2 separate regions of the Homo sapiens genome follow, and region 1 is linked to region 2. The links are chromatin loops, found by intact Hi-C in ENCODE. Cell type or tissue: mammary epithelial cell. All regions are shown on one strand. Region 1 overlaps SLC8A3 (solute carrier family 8 member A3). Region 2 has its middle 33 kb from the start of ADAM20.

Region 1 (5,000 bases), 520 kb before region 2:
AGAGGGAAGCAAGGGTGAGAGAGGCCAGGTGGCTTGGGGGAGGTAGGGAATGTGGGCTCAGTTCCTGATGGCTTTCAGGCTCCTACGGCCTGGCTGTGCCTCCTGCCTTGGGTTCCACAAGATCCTGCCACCAGGCCTTCGCAGTATTGCCCCTGTTCTTTGAACAAGTTTAGTGGGCTTCTTGATCACTTGCCCCATGTAGACTGTGAGTTCTTTTGTTTGTTTGTTTGTTTGTTTTGTTTTGTTTTAGAGAGAGTCTTGCTCTGTCGCCTAGGCTGGAGTGCAGTGGCACAATCTTGGCTCACTGCAACCTCTGCCTCCTGGGTTAAGCAATTATTGTGCCTCAGCCTCCTGAGTGACTGGGATTACAGGCATGTGCCACCATGCCTGGCTAACTTTTAAAAATTTTAGTAGAGCTGTTAGCCAGGCTTGTCTTGAACTCCTGGCCTCAAGCGATCCACCCACCTCAGCCTCCCAAAGTGCTGGGATTATAGGCATGAGCCACCATGCCCAGCCTAGACTGTGAGTTTCTTGAGGTCAGGAACTATGTCTTGCTCTTCTTTGTATCACCAGAGTGTCATTCAATATATTCAACATGCTCCTAAATTTTTTGTTGAATGAATGATGAGTAAATGAATGAGTGAAGACATGTCTGTTGGTAATAGGTGCAGGGCACTGTTTTCCTAGCTGGAGTCTGTCACGGCCAATGCCTTTCTGATACAGAAACCTCCTTCCTCCATAATTACCACAGCTTTTACTACTACTTACATCTTCCAACTTCGCAAAGTCCAGGTTTTGACAAGTGGCATTTTCCTGAAGTATTTTTGCTTAGAATATACTGGGTCTGACACATTGGCACCTGAGTGTGAGAGGAGGTGACACCTTCACCTGAGTCACGTCTCCTCACAAGAAGCCCACAGTGGCCCCCTGGACCTTTCACTGAAGAAACACAGGTAGAAGCAAGCTGTATGTAGAGAGATATAGTATAGCTTTTATTTTTTTTTTGAACCAACCCAACATTTCCACTGGCAACTGTCAACATAGCTTATGACATGAGCACTGTTTCTTTTTTAATTATTTTTTTCTTAAAAAATGTGTTTAAAATTAACAGGTGTTTTTTAATTTCTTCCCCCCCCCCCTTAGAAAATGTATTTATGTCAATGCAGAAAGCCTAAAGATCCGTGGGCAGTTTCGTGATGACATCTTATGTCTGTTTATTTGTGTGTTTGTGTGCGTGTTTTAAAGCCAGGTCCTTCCCACATTCGTTGAGAAAAGGTCTGTAGGGCACGGAGATCTCTTTCTCCAAAAACCCAGGCTCCAAGGGATTATGACAACTAAGATTCCTCTTACTGGAGCAAGAACTACCCCATAGGCTGGAAAAATAGCTTCATGAAGTTTAAGAACAAGCAGGAACATGGGAGAAATGAGGAATTCCAGTTCCTATCTTGTAAAAATGCTTTCATATGTGACCTGAGGGACCAGGAGAGGTGAAGGGAGCCCCTGGTTCTCTTATAAAATCTCTAAGTTTTTACACCACTTCAAGAAATATAGTCAGCCCTCTTTGTATAGAGCATTAGGAAGCAAGAGCGTGGTGAAGCTGACATTTCTCAGGCACATTGACATTTAAAATACAAACTTTTCTCTTAAAGATCTCACTGGTTGGACATCTCTTCTCTCCTGCCTCAGGTACAAAGCCAAAGATAATCAAGAAGGCCTGTATCCCTTTTGTTCTTCCAGTAGCCCTTTGTCGTCACACACCATTCCTATTTTTGTCCCATCTCTTCTATTTGGCGGGTCTTCCTGCAGAAGGATACACAAGTGGACACTGACACAACAAGACACACAGAATTGGAAAGGCTTGGGCAAAGAGGGACAATTGCTTTTTGTATCTGACTTGATTCAACATAAGCATAAAAAGCTCCTCCTGCTCCAGTTGAAGCTCCTGTAAGATCTTTAGTACCCTGCGTGGGTGAGTGAGCTTATTTCTACCCCAACACCATCACTCCTCCCAAGAACTCAGAGAAAACAGTGAGATGGGGAACTGGATCTTGATGGAGCCAAGAGGTGGCAGGAGAGCATGTGTCTAAAAATTCATGTTTCTCTCTGTTGGCTCGGACCTGGAATTCCTTTGTGGCACCTTTTTCACTCACTTCAGAAAAAAAAGACAAAACAAAATAATAAGCAAAACCTAATGGCAAAACGAAAGCAACCACAATAATGATTACAATGAAAAAAGAACCCCACCCCAGCCACATGAATGTGACTCATTTTCACGTCTTGTCAGCTGAGTGAGATAATAGGGACATATGGAATTGGGCAGAGAGGAGAAACCCTGCTTCCAAAGAAATGAGAGGCAAAGGAATAATCAAAAGATGGAATAGAAGGAGGCGAAAGGCTCTGACCTTTGCTTTGGGTCAGGGATATGAGGGGGAGATGGGGTGGAGGTGGATTTGTTGCTGTTGCTTGTTTGTATTCAATTAAATACTGTGTAAAGTCGGTGATTCCTCCATTGTTTGATTGATTAAGACTTTGCCCTTTCAGTTAATTGCCAGGGCCTAAGTTGGGTGAAGTTCCTGGGGCTTAGGTCCTGATGCTGCCTCTCCAGGGCAGTGCAGTCGGGAGAGATCACTGGTGGGGAAGTGCCCTTCTCTTAGGAGAAGTCCTAGGCCTGCCCTGCTGGAGGCTCTGTTGTGTGGCTTAGAACCCCTTGATGTAGCAATAGGCCTCTAGTGTGGCAAAGAGTATGTAGAGGAGCCACAGGCTCACAAAGAGCCATGTTGTGGCGAGCTTGCAGCCACGGGGGCCACCAAGCTCCCCTCCCAGGTGCGGCCGCCTTCGGTACAAGAGCACGCTGATGCAGACAAATGCAAAGATGGTGAAGAGGGTGACGGAGAAGGCCAGTGTGCCGGCCGACACGTGGAACTCCTGTCCCTGCAGAGCCCAGTAGATGGCGGCCACGGACCAGGCCAGGCCGATGCCCAGGAAGACATTGACGGCGTTGCTGCCCGTCACGTTGCCAATGGAGGCGTCTGCATATACATCCTGGAGGGCAGCAGCTTTGCTGGCAAACGTATCTGGAAAAGGACAAAGACACATGGGAACTGGTAGGAGGCTAAGGTGTGCAGGGCTTGTCTTCCAGTATGCCCAAAAAGCAGCTTGAGCTGGTGGGCTGAACCCAGGAATGAGAGACAAGGGCTAGGGGGCCACTCCTAACTCCTAGTTCTGCCGCAAGCAAGCCGTGTGGCCCTGGGTAGGTCACATCCCTAGTCTGGGCTTCCCATTCCTCATCTGCAGTGATCTGAAAGATTCTGAAGGGCTTTCCAGTTCTGATATTTACTGAGTGGGCTTATTGTTCTCCTTTGACTACTTTTTCAGTAAGGGAAGTTTGCCATCCCATAATATCTCCCCAGGGAACCTTGACACCCTGGGAAGCTGCTTGGAGTAGATGCCTGATTTTAACTGTCATATGGGGCATTTATTCACGAACCACCAACAGTTATTGAGCAATGCCTACTGATTGAGCACTGGGTGAGGTGCTGGATTTTGGGGACAGAGGACATGTTGGGGAACCATGATGGGGACATGCAGGGTGAACTGTGGACTCAAGGAAGACGGGGCTCTGTCTTTGTGGTTTATATATGTATCACAGGGCCTTGCAGGGTGTTTGACTTTAGATCTTGGCACAGATTGTAGATACAGGGAGGACTGTCAGAGACATCTAGCCCAATTCTTTTATTTTACAGGTAAGAAAAATAAGGGTCAAAGAATTTACCCAAGGTCACATAGGATGTTAGCAAGAGACTTGACCCTAAAGTCCTCATGTAAGGACCCTTTCCATACCTTCAACTATATCCAAAGAGCTTCAGCCAAAGCCACTAAATCAGATGAGTGGATCACAGGGTAACCTTCTTAAAGCCTCAAATGTTGTTAGCTGTTGTCTTGGCCAATTGCAAGGACTTGGAGATGCCCAAAGGTATCTGCCTGGCTTACCTCATTATTGCCATTTTTTTTAGATCTCCCAGAGAAAACCTCTTACCCTTTCTTGCCTATGGCCTTGTTTTTTTGTTTGTTTGTTTGTTTTTGTTTCTGTTGTTATTGTTGTTTTTTGCTTCTGATCCTCTGATATTTCTTCCCACCTCTATGCTTTCCCCCATATTTCCTCCCTCCCCTCTGATAGTTCAGGTCCCCCAAGGCTTGGAGAACAGAGATCACAGGGCATCTCATCCACAGGCCTTCCTGGGATCATCCATCTAATTTCCAACCTTCTGATGCATTTCCACGATAGCTAAATCTCTTGCATCACTAATGGACAAATAATACCGCTGGCCTGCGCTGGGGTTTTGGAAAGAGGTTTTCCTAGAATTTGATGTGAATTCAGCTACTCTCTTGAAGGATATGTTTGCTTGGTACAGGAAAGATTTCCCTTGGCCCAGCCAGAAAAGTCCTGTCTGATGAGATTCAGCCTAACTTCCCTGCAGGAGGATGTGCTCTGTTTCTTTCTGGGGCAACTGGGATGCCAGCTCCCTGGCAGAAGTTCAGAGTTCAGAGGCCCCAAAGCCCCTAACTGAATTAAGTAAAGAACCTGGGCTAGTGCAGCCCCTGTCTACCTGCTAACTCCTACATTCAGGCCCAACTTCCTTCCGTATGCAGTACCTTTTCTTTTTCTTCCTAGGATTTAACAAGATAACTTTAATTACAGTAGTTGAGAGTTGCCTCCTTCAGTAGATTATAAACTCCACGTGGAGAAGGAAGCATGTGTATCTTGCCTTTCACTATAGTCCCAAAAACTAGCACAATACTGTAACAGGCATAATAGGTGCTCAGTAAATATTTGTTCAATGAGTAAAGGAATGTCCGCTCCTTTCTGTTTGTCTCTGAGTGTTCCTAAGAAAAAGAAAGAGTATGTAATTCATCCTATAAAAAGATAAAAGCTGTGGAACTTCCTTTGGCTGTCCTGCTAGGAGATACTTTGTACTCACAGTGTCCTTCCAAGTAGAGGA
Region 2 (5,000 bases):
ACACAGCAAGACCTCATCTTAAAAATAACATAAAATAAAATAAATATAATTAAATTTTTAAAATACTAGAAAATTGGATTTTATTAAAGAATAACTGGATTTAAAAAATCGCAAGAGAGGTTCAACAGCAAACTTTTATCAAGCAGAAGACAGAATTTGAAAACTCGAGGATGGGCAATTTGAAATTACAGCCAGAACAGCAAAATGAAAAAATAATGAAAAGAAGTGAAGAAATCTTAAGGAAATCATGGTACTCCATCAAACCAATATATACATTATGGAAGGCCCAGAGGAGAAGAGAAAGAGAAAGCGGTAAAAACCCTAATTAAAAAAATGACTCAATAATTCCCAAATCTGGGCATGGAAATGAACATCCAGATTCATGAAGCCCAAACAGAATAAATCCAAAAAGGTCTAGAACAAGACATTATAGTCAAAATGTCAAAAATCAAAGACAACTACAGAATTTTCAAACCAGCAAGAGAAAAGTGACTCATTACAGGCAAAGGAGCTCCATAAGACTACTGGCAGATTCCTCATCAGAAACTATGCAGGCCAAGAGAGTGAGATGATATATACAGTCAGCCCTTCATATCGACATGTTCTGCATCTGGAGATTCAAGCAACTGTATAGCAAAACAAAAAACAATCTAACAATTAAAAATTTAAATAAAAAGTGTAATATAGTTAGAACAAATATTTATGTTGCATTTACATTTTATTGGGTATAATGAGTAATCTACAGCTGATGTAAAGTATACAGGAAGATGTACATGGTCTATATGCAAATACATTATTTTATACAACAGACTTTAGAATTTGTGGATTGTATTATCTGTGGAGTTTCCTGGATAACCCCACAGGTACCGGGGGATCACTACATATTTAAAGTGCTGAAAGAAAAAAAAAAAACTACTAACCAAGAGTGCTATACCCAGCAAAGCTGTCCTTCAGAAATGAAGGCAAGAAAAAATTTCCCAAACAAAAGCTGAGGAAGTTCATCACCACTATGTTTACCTTATGAAAAACGCTACATGAAGTTGCTCAAGTTGAAACAAAAAGACACTAAATAGCAACATGAAAGACCACAGGAGTATAAAACTCACTGGTTAGGGTAAATATATAAGTAAATATAGAATCTTCTAATATTGTAAAGTATGTAAGTCACTTTTAACCCTAATATAAATGTTAAAAGACAAAAGTACTAAGAACTATAACAATTAATGGATACACAATTTAAGATGTAAATTGTGACATCAATAACAAATAATTAAGGGAGAATAAATGGGTAGTTTTGTATGTGAGCATAGTTAAGCTGTTATCAGCTTAAAATAGACTGTTAGAAATATGTTTATGTAAGTCCCATGGTAACCAGAAAGGAAAAAACTTACAGGAGATACACAAAAGAGAAAGAGAAAAAAATCAAAGCACAACACTACAAAAATCAAGTCACCAAAGAAGACAAAAGGGGAGGAGAAGAAAGAAAGAAAAGAACTACAGAATAGACAGAAAAAAATTAATGAAATAGCAATAGTAAGCCCTTACCCATCAATAATTACTTTATATGTAAATCAATTAAATTCCCCAAACAAAAGACAAAGAGGAAGAATCTGGCAGAGATCAACCCCAGAGAAACCTGGAATCCTGCAGAAAAAGTAGGCGGGAGGCCGGGCGCGGTGGCTCACACTTGTAATCACAGCATTTTGGGAGGCCGAGGCAGGCAGATCACTTGAGGACAAGAGTTCAAGACCAGCCTGGCCAACATGGTGAAACCTCATCTCTATTAAAAATACAAAACAATTAGCCAGGCATTGTGGCAGGTGCCTATAATCCCAGCTACTCAAGAGGCTGAGGCAGGAGAATTGCTCGAACCCAGGAGGCGGAGGTTGCAGTGAGCCAAGATCATGCCATTGCAATCCAGCCTGGGCAACAAGAGCGATACTCCGTTCAAAAAAAAAAGGTGGGAATGCTGCTCTGCTCCCTTCACCCCTCTGACAATCTGCTGACCACCAAACTGTTGGGAACCCCTCTGTCCTCATGACCTAGGGCAAAGCTATCGGTGGTGACTTGGGAATTTCCCAGGGATAGAGAACCAGCTGGCTAGCTCCTGTAGGAATTCATGTACTCCCCTGACCCAAACTGAGATGACAGGTGCAATACTGGTGTAGATACCTAGTGGACCTCTGCCCTGCCTAGGGTTTCTCCGCCCTTGAGTCATCACACCACCAGAACCCTCACAAATATAACTTACAACCCACTCTGGCTTTGGCAAGCACAGGAGACTGATGGGCCCCCAGGAAGTTGTGAGGCCCCTGGAGATCTAACCACCAGCATGGGCTACCAACAAGGGAGTGCAGCCTACCAAAGTCCCCTTAGGACAAAGGGAATGTGGATGCAGCACTGATTGCTGAAGGAGGCAGTGCCAACACCAGGAAATGAACATGGAGAGAGGGACATCTCCCACCCATCCAATGCCATACACTATTGCAGACACAGCAGAGGTTCTTCCCACTGGGGGCTGGGGAATGCATTCGGAGAAAGCATTTTTTAAGCTTTTCACAGCAGCTCCATCCCTACTCAAAGTAAGCCCATGCTGCATGGGGTTTACTCGAATGGCGGGGCCTAACTCGCCCTCCCTACACAGAATGGCAGCATCCCAGCAACAGAGAACAGAGAAATCACAGAGTTGCCTGCCCTGAACTGGGGTAAGATACTCTGTCCAAGCCTTCAAGAGGGTGTTTCGGTGGCCCACAGCTGCTCTGCAACCAGGAACCAAAAGTATTTATGAACTAAGGTCGTGAGCTTTGCAACAGGGGCAAGATAGGGAAGCAGATGGCATTCCTGCTGACTCAGGATAAGGACCTGGTGCACCTCCCCAACCTTTCCTCCAAGATCTCAGCGGGCCCCAACAAGATTGCTTCCTGTTCCCACTGGCCCCCTAACCCCTCTCATGCCTCCTGTCAACACAGGTGCTACCACTTGACATCAGCCTGGGCATGAGCTGTCTCCTACTCTTAAGTGTCATCTCCATCTACTGGACTACAGCCTGAACTGCACCACCAAACAAAAAACCTGCTACCAGAAGGGCTTAGTGCTAGTCTGAGATAAGTTTCCTAAGACCTATGCACCTGCACTCTCAATCCCACAGGAAATAGTGTGTCCGCTCATATGTTCAATACATCGCTACAACAATCAGCATCTAAGAAAGTCACTACACAGAGGCTATCCACAACCAACGTACCCATATACAGCCTTGGCCCACTGAAAGTACCAATAAATGAAACAAAAAGATCATACACAACATACACCACAGTCATACCCTAAAGGGAAAAAGGATTGAAAAATTAAAAGATCCCATGCAAATGATAGCAAACTCAAAAATGAGAAGTAGCAGCTCCTCAGACGAGAAGGAATCAGCAAGAACTCTGGCAGTATAAAAAGCCAGGATGTCCTGACACCTCCAAAGGATTGCACCAACTCTCTAGTAATGGATACTAACCAAACTGAAAAATTTGAAATGATAAAATATTCAAAATAAGGATATCAAGGAAACTCAGTAAGATCCAAGAGAAAGTTGAAATCCAATACAAAGACACTAGAAAAATAATTCAGGGTATGAAAGACAAGATAGCTGTATTAAGAAAAAAACAAATAGAACTTCTGAAATTGAAAATTTTGCTAAAGGAATTTCAAAATACAGCTGGAAGTTTTAATAACAGATTACACAAAGCAGAAGAAAGAATTTCAGAACTTGAAGGCTGGTCCTTCAAATTAACCCAGATAAAGCAAAAAAAAGAACAAAGCCTTTGGAAATACAAAGAAAAAGCAAGCAAATTGGAAAACATATTTGAGGAAATAATTCAGGAAAATTTCCCTAATCTTGCTAGAGAGGTCAAGAACCAGATATAAGAAACTGAGAGTACACCTGAGAGATACTATACAACACAACCGTTCCCAAGGTTAATACAAAAAAAAACCTTAAAGGTAGCTAGAGAAAAGGCCCAAATTACCTATAAAGGAAGTCCCATCAGACTAACAGCAGACTTCTCAGCAGAAACCTTACAAGCCAGAAGAGACTGAAGCCTATTTTTGCCTTCTTAAAGAAAAAAAAATGGCAGCCAAAAAGTTCATATCCTGCCAAACAGCTTCATAAATAAGGGAGAAATAAAGCCTTTATTAGAGAAGCAACTGTTAAGGGAATTTGTCTCCACCAGATAAGCCCTACAAGAAATATTCACAGAAGTTCTAAAGATGGAAACGAAAGAATGATACTGCTACCATAAAACAACACATAAGTACAAAGTTCTCAGATGCTACAAAACAATTACACAATTGAGACTACAAAACAACTAGCTAAGAAAGCTATGACAGAAATGAAACCTCACATATCGATATTAGTCTTACATGTAAATGGTCTAAATACCCTACTCAAAAGACACAGAGTGGCAAATTGGATTTAAAAAACAGTATTCTGCTGCCTTCAATAGATCTACCTCACAGGGAACGGCATTCCCACACTAAAAGTAAAGAAATGGAAAAACATCTATCATGCAAATGAAAAACAAACAAACAAAAAAGAGGATGAGTTGCTATTCTTGTAGCACATAAAACAGACTTTAAATGAACAAAGCTAAAAAAAGAAAATGAAAAAGATGGCATTATTTAATGATAAAACATTCAATTCAATCAAGAAGACTTAACTATCCTAACTATACCTGCACCCAATGTCAAAGTACCCATATTTATAAAACAAATACTAGTAGACTTCAGAGATACACAGTGAAACAATAATAGTGGGGGACTTCACTACCCCACTGACAGCATTAGACAGATCACTGAGGCAGAAAACTAACAAAAAAAAAAAAAAAAAAAAAAAAAAAAACACTCTGGACTTAAACTGGACTCTTGACCAAAAGTACCTAATAGACATCTACAGAATATTCCACCCAAGAACCGCAAATACCCACTTCTTTAATCATCTGTACATGCAACATTCTCTA

Evidence for each region. A loop is a pair of places that touch in the nucleus more often than their neighbours do. Peaks named below come from ENCODE experiments on the same cell type or tissue, not always from the same donor. Only the 100,000 strongest peaks of a DNase experiment are listed, where the experiment ranks them.
Region 1: it touches region 2 in a loop (9-fold over the local background); 7 of 110 quality-filtered maps call a loop at or near these places.

The regions. Positions count from the first base shown.
Region 1 is chr14:70,043,250-70,048,249 of GRCh38, forward strand. SLC8A3 (solute carrier family 8 member A3) reads right to left here. Exons shown (of 7, transcript NM_182932.3): 7 at 966-3,074. The coding sequence ends at 2,698. Among named protein-coding and RNA genes, the nearest start is that of SNORD169, 68 kb to the left of the region's middle. In mammary epithelial cell, a CTCF peak has its summit at 2,950 (motif pointing right); no DNase peak of the experiment used is centred here; H3K27ac peaks cover 315 bases.
Region 2 is chr14:70,565,033-70,570,032 of GRCh38, forward strand. It overlaps a transcript of ADAM20 not described here. Among named protein-coding and RNA genes, the nearest start is that of ADAM20, 33 kb to the left of the region's middle. In mammary epithelial cell, a CTCF peak has its summit at 3,034 (motif pointing left); no DNase peak of the experiment used is centred here.